Regions from separate parts of the Homo sapiens genome. Here region 1 is linked to region 2. A link is an interaction called in ENCODE POLR2A ChIA-PET data of the cell type or tissue named here. Cell type or tissue: PC-9. All regions are shown on one strand. Each heading gives the region's core, and the rest is flanking DNA. Links, peaks and the distances in the headings are about the cores only.

Region 1 (4,405 bases), core at 147-4,146, 140 kb before region 2:
GAACCATGGGATGATGATTCTGTGGAGGTATTGCCTTGTGAATTTGCTGCTATTTTAGTTTTGTCTTTGCTGTAAACTTGTAGCATTAAACAATCATTGTTGTTAATAGGTCTTCTTTTTGAAACAATTATGTGAAATGTATAGCTGCTTTTGATGAAAAGCAGCTATTTGCCTTTTTTTTTTTTTCCTTTGAACTTTGAAGCTAGTGCATTGGAAAAATGCACCCTTTCCCTCCTTTGGAATGCTGTATTAATGTAGTATAATAATTACTGGTTTTGTAACTTGTTCTGGTAATGTCCTTCCCGGACTCTTTTTAAATGTCTCCCCCTAAGTTTTATACTTGATTGTATTATTAGTCTGTTTTTAAATGTTTTGCCCGGTTTTTCTCTTCAATATTTGTGTATATAAACCGATCTTCGTGATACTGTACATAGCTGTTTGAAATGCCAGAATGACTTCTGACATTCCAAGTTTTTCACAAAATATATTTTATCTGTGATTAGCCATTTGACTAATAATACTGGCTAACAGATGTTGAAAAAAATTGTCTGTTTGTTTTCTCATTAATTTTGGTCTAAAACATGTTTGCACTTGTCTTTGACTTGTGTTTTATTAACATTGATTGGCATATTAAAAGTCACTCTGAGCTTACCTTAATTGTCTAAATCCTTGTGATGCCTGTTTTCTAATATTTTATCTCTATTATTGCTATACTATAAAATGTATAGTGTGTATAATGTACTATTATAAAAGCAGAGGGCACATTTTGATTGAATATGAATATCACATTGCATGTTATGCATGTGACTTGCTAGAAATGTAGCATGATGTAATTTAAAATATCTTCAAATTATTAAGTGAATATAATATGATTCATAACTTTCTGATTTGTACTGAGTCACAGAAAACTTTAAAGTGGGGAGGTTTTGTTTTTGTTTTTAAGATGGAGTCTTGCTCTGTTACCCAGGCTGGAGTACAGTGGCGCGATCTCGGCTCAATGCAACCTCCGCCCCCTGGGATCAAGCGATTCTCCTGCCTCAGCCTCCTGTGTAGCTGGGACTGCAGGCATGCACCACCACACCCAGCTAATTTTTTGTATTTTTAGTAGAGACGGGGTTTCACTAAGTTGGCCAGGCTGGTCTCGAACTCCTGACCTCAGGTGATCTGCCTGCCTTGGCCTCCCAAAGTGCTGGGATTACAGGCGCCTGGCCCTTAAAGTGGGGAGGATTTTAATTCTCACTAAACTAGGCTGGGTTTTAAGATTTGAGGCCAGGCGTCTTGGCTCACGCCTGTAATCCCCACCACTTTGGGAGGCCAAGGCAGGAGGATTGCTTGGGGCCAGGAGTTTGAGACCAACCTGGGCAACACAGTGAGACCCTATCTCTACAAAAAACAAAAAAGAATTGAGTGCAAATTGAAGTGATAATGTTATTTCTATGGCATCGTTTTCTGATGTTGATTAGAACCAGAGATGGAGTCTCATTGTTGCTTAGGCTGGTCTTGAGCCCCTGAGCCCAAGAGATCCTCTTGCCTCTGGAGTAACTGGGACTATGAGTGTGTGTAATCATGTCCAACCTCTGCCATAAATATTTCTAACAAACTTGATTATATTAGCTTTCTAGTCTATGGTATCTTAAAATTTAGAGGTGTGAGATGAATTGGTGCAGACAGGAGAATTAGATATAAAAGCCGGTGAGTATGGGTGATAAAACCTAAAAAGCCATAGGAACTGGAGCATGCAACTCACACCTTTTAGTAGCTACTGATGACAAAGCTATAAAAAGATCACAATAATTGGGCTGGGTGCTGTGGCTTGCACCGATAATCCCAGTAACCTACGATGCCGCCATTGCATTCCAGCCTGGGTTACAGAGTAAGAGCCTGTCTCTTAAAAAAAAAAAAAAAGTATGTATGTATATATATATATATATAATGGTGTTAATTTATGATCATTTTAAGTCACTAAGGTGCATTTTTCCAGTGCACTAGCTTCAAAGACACACTCAGGTGTTTTTCATCAATATTTGCAGTAAAATTTTCACATAAGAATATTGGATTAAGAAGGAAAACTGATATCTGGTGTTTGAAGAGGGAATTCTTAGGCCATCTAAAAGCTGATAGGAGAGTTAGACTCATTTAACTAAAGGTACTTTTGTTGAGTGCTATGTGCTGACTATGTAGTAGACCAAAGACCAGTAAGAATTTGGTTTTGCCCACTAGGAAATCAGGATAAAATAGAGGAGACTTTTGTAAATATATAATGACAATAAAATGTAATAAATGCTAATGCTGGAGGGATTGTGCAAGGTAGAATGAAGGTTCAAAAGACTATATGTACCTTATGAAGATACTGGTGGTAGATTGGAGAATAGATCCAGGGAATTATGTTCAGACTAGTTTCAAGATTATTGTATAATAATCACCGTACAAGAAAGGAGGGCCTGAACTAGGACCTTGCTGTGGATAGAAAATAAGAGGATAGGGATTTTCTTTGAACAGTTTGAAACTTTGAACAGTTTCTGTTTGTTGGTAAGATTGAAGCATTGAAGATTTTTCCAGAAAACTTAACTAAAATGCAGGGGTATGTTACTATTTGAGACAGGTATTCGCCATCGATAAAAGTTTTCTTTTTTGGAAAGCTGACTTTGGTAAGGTAGAAAAATTTTAAATGTTGACTATGCGGTTGGGTAGGAGGTATTACATATTGTGATTGACTGCAAATTGAAACTTTTGCCTTAACTTTATCCTGCCAAGAATACAAGAGCAGTAGGCTTTAATTAATGAACTAATGTATTTTGAAGAGTCCATTATCAAGCTTTGATTTTCACTCCGCTTTGTTCCGGAAGTCAAGAAACTATGGCATTTTTTTGAGGCCAGGCGCGGTGGCTCGAGCCTGTAATCCCAGCACTTTGGGAGGCTAAGGTGGGCGGATCACGAGGTCAGGAGTTCAAGACTAGCCTGGCCAAGATGGCAAAACCCCATCTCTACTAAAACTATGAAAATTAGCCAGGCGTGGTGGTGCATACCTGTAATTCCAGCTACTTGGGAGGCTGAGGCAGAGAATTGCTTGAACTCGGGAGGTGGATGTTGCAGTGAGCTGAGAACACACCACCGCACTCCAGCCTGGGCAACAGAGCGAGACTCCTTCTCAAAAAAAAAAAAAAAAAAAAAATCCGGGCACGGTGGCTCACACCTGTAATCCCAGCACTTTGGGAGGCCGAGGCGGGCGGATCACCTGAGTTCAGGAGTTTGAGACCAGCCTGACCAACATGGAGAAACCCCGTCTCTACTAAAAATACAAAACTAGCTGGGCATGGTGGCCCATGCCTGTAATCCCAGCTACTCGGGAGGCTGAGGCAGGAGAATTGCTTGAACCCGTGAGGGGGAGGTTGCAGTGAGCCGAGATCGTGCCATTGTACTCCAGCCTGGGCAACTCGAGTGAAACTCTGTCTCAATAAAAAACAAAAAACAAACAAACAAAAAAACTATGGCATTTTTTTAAAAGTTCATAAGAGCTAGGTTTAATGCCAACTGTCCTGGGATGCTCCAGGCTGTCTCCCAGTTCTTAAGCAGCAGCATCCTGACAATAGAGTAATTTTCCTTCTTCCCCAATTCATCTTTACAAAGCATCTCACTGACTTTTGACCAACAGAGCAAATAAATTGTTGCATTTTTTTTTCTGAGTCGGCTTGCTACAGAATTTGTTGCTTTCTTAAGGTATCTTTATTTGTGAAATTTGCAAAGGCCAATTAAAGCAATCAACAAGGAGGATAGATCAAAAAAGAATTTTGGAAGTGTTTTGGATATTATGTAAATCTTAAGTGAAGCCTGGAACTAGGAATCTGGAGGCAACTGCCTCATTCAGTATTTTTGAAGGTATTTGTATAACTGTAAAAAGCATCACTGAAACTGAGAGACACTGCAGAGTAAGTGAATCTAGAAATTTCTCTTGCAAACTGATAATATTGCTAGACATTTCTCGGAAGCTCAGCAAAGTAGATTTTTATAAAAATGGAAGAATAAGACGTCATTGCAACTGTCCCTCTCCCAACATTTAGCATTCAAAAACTTTTGAGAGGCATTCATCTGAACATTACTGAACTTTTTTTTTCCTTTGTGGCAGATGACCCTAATTTTCAGTGCAAATTCAAAGGTCTCTGGAGTAAGGAAAAATATCTATGTATGCCCTAGGAAGATTCACCAGGAAAAGATGGCATGTTGTGTCCAAACTTCATTAAACTAAGAGTCAAAGAAACTTCGGCCAGTCCAGCCCATGAAGAAAAATACCTCAAAGGAACATTTACATCACAGTTCACATTGTTTAGTTTTATATGGTTAATAAACATTTTGAAGAGCATATACTTGTTCTGATTTTTGACATAGTTGTGGCATGAAATAGGTTTCC
Region 2 (4,405 bases), core at 270-4,269:
AAAGGTAGGTTGGTACCAGAGGTGGAAGTCCTTGAATATTTGGTTTAGAAGATATATGTGGCCAAGCTTTAGCATTTTCATTGATTGAGGTTTTACTTACCTCAGTCATTTAACATTTTCAGTGACTGAGGTTTTACTTATTTTATTTAAAAATTTTGGCTGGACGTGGTGGCTCACGCCTATAATCCCAGCACTTTGGGAGGCTGAGGTGGGCGGATCACGAGGTCAGGAGCTTGAGACCATCTGGCCAACATGTTGAAACCCCATCTCTATTAAAAATTCAAAAATTAGCCAGGCATGGTGGCATGCGCTTGTAGTCCCAGCTACTCAGGAGGCTGAGGCAGGAGAATCATTTGAACCTAGGAGGCAGAGAGGTTGCAGTGAGCCGAGATTGCACCCACTGCACTCCAGCCTGGGCGACAGAGCGACACTCCTAAAAAAAAATTTTTTTTTTGTAGAAATGAAGTCTCACTATGTTGCCCACACTGATCTTGAACTCCTGGCCTCAAGCGATCCTCCTGCCTTGGCCTCCCAAAGTGCTGGGATTACAGGCATGAGCCACTGCATCAGGCCTGATCGAGGTTTTAATTTACAGAGAATCATTGTTAGGGGTTCATTCTTTCTTTTTAAGTGGAATAGACCAGTATAATGAACTCCCACATATGCATCAACCAGCTCCAGTAACCACCACCATGTGGCTAATCCTACCCCACCTACTTTTACCTCTCCTGTATTATTTTGAAGCAAATCTCAGGTATTTTATTTTGTTTATAAATATTTCAATAGGTATCTCTAAAAGATAATGATTTTTTAGAAATCTCAAATGCTACTTAATGTCAAGGGGATTCTATTGTCTGCATATCACTTTGGGGAGGGGTTGTCTCTGAAGTGTCTGAAATTATATGCAAATTTTTGTCTGGTTATGCTTGCATGACTAGGTGTAATGCCCCTCCATAGATTCTCAGAGGATCCAAGAACAATTGGTGTTCATGTTTTCAGGATCATATATCAAATAATGGAGTAGGCAAGTATATCAAGGAAGAGATGTCAGCTCTTACAAATAAAAAGACAATAATTTATATCACATTTAATCTTTCACAGGGTTACATGATGAAAAAGGGCCACAGACGGAAAAACTGGACTGAAAGATGGTTTGTACTAAAACCCAACATAATTTCTTACTATGTGAGTGAGGATCTGAAGGATAAGAAAGGAGACATTCTCTTGGATGAAAATTGCTGTGTAGAGGTGAGTCTACTCTTACTTCTTTGCATGATTACCCCGTGCTGCCCCCTGATGCTGAAGTAGCTTCTCACCTTCTTCCACCTAGACTCTAGAACCTTAAAATAATCCCCAAATTTACATTTCCAAAATAATATAGGCATGCAGTTGCCATGGTTTCTGAACCAAAAATTAAACATAGCTGACAAAATTTTTTTCTAATGTGAATTTATTTTCAACCTTCTACTCGTGAATAAAGTATAAGGATTAAATCATTTATTGGAACATTTAAGGAATCATTTATTGAATAAAATGGAGTCATAAAAGAGATAATAAAGTAAAAAAAAGTTCAGTAAGACAATATTTGGAATAAAGAATATGCCAGAAAATCTGGGACATTTTGAGTGCAAGAAATAAAAGAAGATGTAAGCATTGTCTTTGAATACTTTGGGTGACTTTCAGGACACTTTATTCATAGGTACTAATTCTTTAAAGAAGTGAAATTCTCAAGAACATAAATTTTTGAGTTTTTAATTTTTATATGAACTGTCCCCGTGTCTGTATGTGTTGAAGAACATTTAAATACCTGAAATCTCACACATAAACTATAATGTATTTTAGTGAATAATAATGTCTTGAGATGTGTGATGCCCATGAAGGAGTCTGCTTAGATTTAACTAAACATGGAGATCTACAAGGTTACCAAAGGCCAGTTTACTCATAAACATATAGGACAGAAACCACGGGTTGCCAGCCACAACATTCCAAGTGCAAGAAGAGAAAGCCACATTAAGCAGATGTAGGAATCACCCTGGCTTAGGTGCTTCATATCCCATAGGAGTTAATACCTCTTGTAACATCATCACAGATGTACCTTCCAGGATTCCTGCAAGGGAGGTGCTCAGGATAAGAGCTGCTATACTCAGGAAATCCCAATGCATGGCATCCTATCAGGTGTTTATAGTTTTACCAGTCTAGATGTAGTATACCAACTGGGGTCATTTTTACCATAAGTAATGTGCTTAGGAAACAGCATTAGTAAATCAGTAATATGAATTTATAGGTATTTTTCATTGACATTAAGTTTCAGCTCATTTTTATAAATAATTCAAATTGAATTTCATTTAAATACTTAAAATTTTGAGGAACTAATTTTGCTTTCTGTTTTAGTCCTTGCCTGACAAAGATGGAAAGAAATGCCTTTTTCTCGTAAAATGTTTTGATAAGACTTTTGAAATCAGTGCTTCAGATAAGAAGAAGAAACAGGAGTGGATTCAAGGTAAGGTGATTTTTTATTATTTGCCATGATATAACTTGAAAGCTCTGACTTTCTTTTTTTTTTCTGAGACGGAGTCTTGCTCTGTTGCCCGGGCTGTAGTGCAGTGGTGCTATCTTGGCTTACTGCAACCTCCACCTCCTGGGTTCAAGCAATTATCCTGTCTCAGCCTCCAGAGTAGCTGGGACTATAGCCACCACGCCCAGCTAATGTTTTTGTAATTTTAGTAGAGACGGGGTTTCACCATGTTGGTCACGCTGGTCTCAATCTCCTGACCTTGTGATCCACCTGCCTTGGCCTCCCAAAGTGCTGGGATTACAGGCGTGAGCCACTACGCCTGGCCGAGAGCTCTGACTTTCTAGTTTTGAATCTCATGAAGGATGCTAAGGCGTTACTTCCTCATTGTAGTTATTTTCTGCATGTGATACAGTAGCTGAGAGAAAAACAAATTAAGATGCGCTCTCAAAGTTTTCATTAGTTTTATTTGCATAATGAACTTTGGGTAAATTATAAATGGGAGATTTACTTTTTAAATAGATTTTGGGGTTGCAAGTATAGTTCTGCTACAGTGATATATTGTGTAGTGATGAAATCTGGGCTTTTAGTGTAATCATCACTCGCATAGTTGCTGTTAGGTAATTTCTCATCCCTTGCCGGCCTCCTGCCTTCCCACATTTCTGAGTCTCCAATGTCTATTATTCCTTGCTGTATGTCCATGTGTACACATATTTTAGTTCCCACTTATAAATAAGAACATGTAGGCCGAGTGCGGTGGCTCATGCCTATAATCCCAGCACTTTGGGAGGCAGAGGCGGGTGGATCATGAAGTTGGGAGATCGAGACCATCCTGGCTAACACGGTGAAACCCCGTCTCTACTTAAAAAAAAAAAAAAAAAAAGAACATGTATTTTATGTTCTGTTTATGGGTTATTTCAAGAAATACTTCAAGATAATAGCCTCCAGTTCTATCCATATTGCTGCAAAAGACATTATTTCATTCTTTTTTTATGACTGAATAGTATTCCAAGGTATATGTGTGTATGCACACACTACAACTGTTGGTGGACACCTGGGTTGATTCCATATCTTAGAGATTTTAGGTTTTACTTATTCTTATTATTTGAAGAATATAGAATTTTCCCTTTTAAGGACTGTGAAGAATTTTAAAGTGGCCATCTTGAGCTTGAGGTAATATGTAAAAGAAAAGAGGAATTATGCAATAGTTTTTTAATACTTCAAGTGATTTTCAAGATCCATTACTTCCACAAGAAATCACTAGTTTTGGGTAACTCAGGAACACAAACTTTTGAATTAATAACCTTTAAAAAAAATTTCAACTTTTATTTTAGATTCAGGGGTACATGTGCAGGTCTGTTACATGGGTATATGTGTAATGCCGAAGTTTGGGGTATGATTGAATCTATCACCCAGGAAGTGAGCATTGTACCCAACAGCTAGAGTTTTCCAACCTCTTCCCCCGTCTCTACCTCCCGTCCCAGTAGTCCCTAGTGTCTGCTGTTGCCACTTTTATGTCCATGAGTACCCAGTTTTTAGCTCCCACTTATTAGTGAGAACATTCATTATTTGGTTTTCTGTTCTGCGTTAATTTGCTTAGCATAGTGGCCTCTAGCTGCATCCATGTTGCTGCAGAAGACATGATTTTGTTCTTTTTTATGGCTCCGTAGTGAATGAATAACTTTAAAGTGTTCCATTATTCCAAAATTGGTAAAGAATAAAATGCAATACAAGAGGGCTTTTTAAAAAAAATCCTGAAAGGAGATTCTGAATATTATATTCTTAGACGTAGATAAAATTATGTTATATTGGAGAATGTAGTCATTTTTGATGTGGTTTAAGAGTTCGAGGCAAATGCACCTGGTTTGAATGCTCTTTCCTGGGTCTCTTGGG

What was found. Peaks named below come from ENCODE experiments on the same cell type or tissue, not always from the same donor. Only the 100,000 strongest peaks of a DNase experiment are listed, where the experiment ranks them.
Region 1: POLR2A ChIA-PET joins it to region 2 with 10 read pairs; 4 of 35 experiments call an interaction of 5 or more read pairs at or near these places.

The regions. Positions count from the first base shown.
Region 1 is chr11:9,589,102-9,593,506 of GRCh38, forward strand. WEE1 (WEE1 G2 checkpoint kinase) reads left to right here. Exons shown (of 11, transcript NM_003390.4): 11 at 1-884. Among named protein-coding and RNA genes, the nearest start is that of WEE1, 18 kb to the left of the region's middle. In PC-9, for the core only: no CTCF peak of the experiment used is centred there; no DNase peak of the experiment used is centred there; H3K27ac peaks cover 364 bases.
Region 2 is chr11:9,726,952-9,731,356 of GRCh38, forward strand. It overlaps SWAP70 (switching B cell complex subunit SWAP70), which reads left to right. Exons shown (of 12, transcript NM_015055.4): 5 at 1,102-1,248; 6 at 2,392-2,500. Among named protein-coding and RNA genes, the nearest start is that of SBF2-AS1, 29 kb to the right of the region's middle. In PC-9, for the core only: no CTCF peak of the experiment used is centred there; no DNase peak of the experiment used is centred there.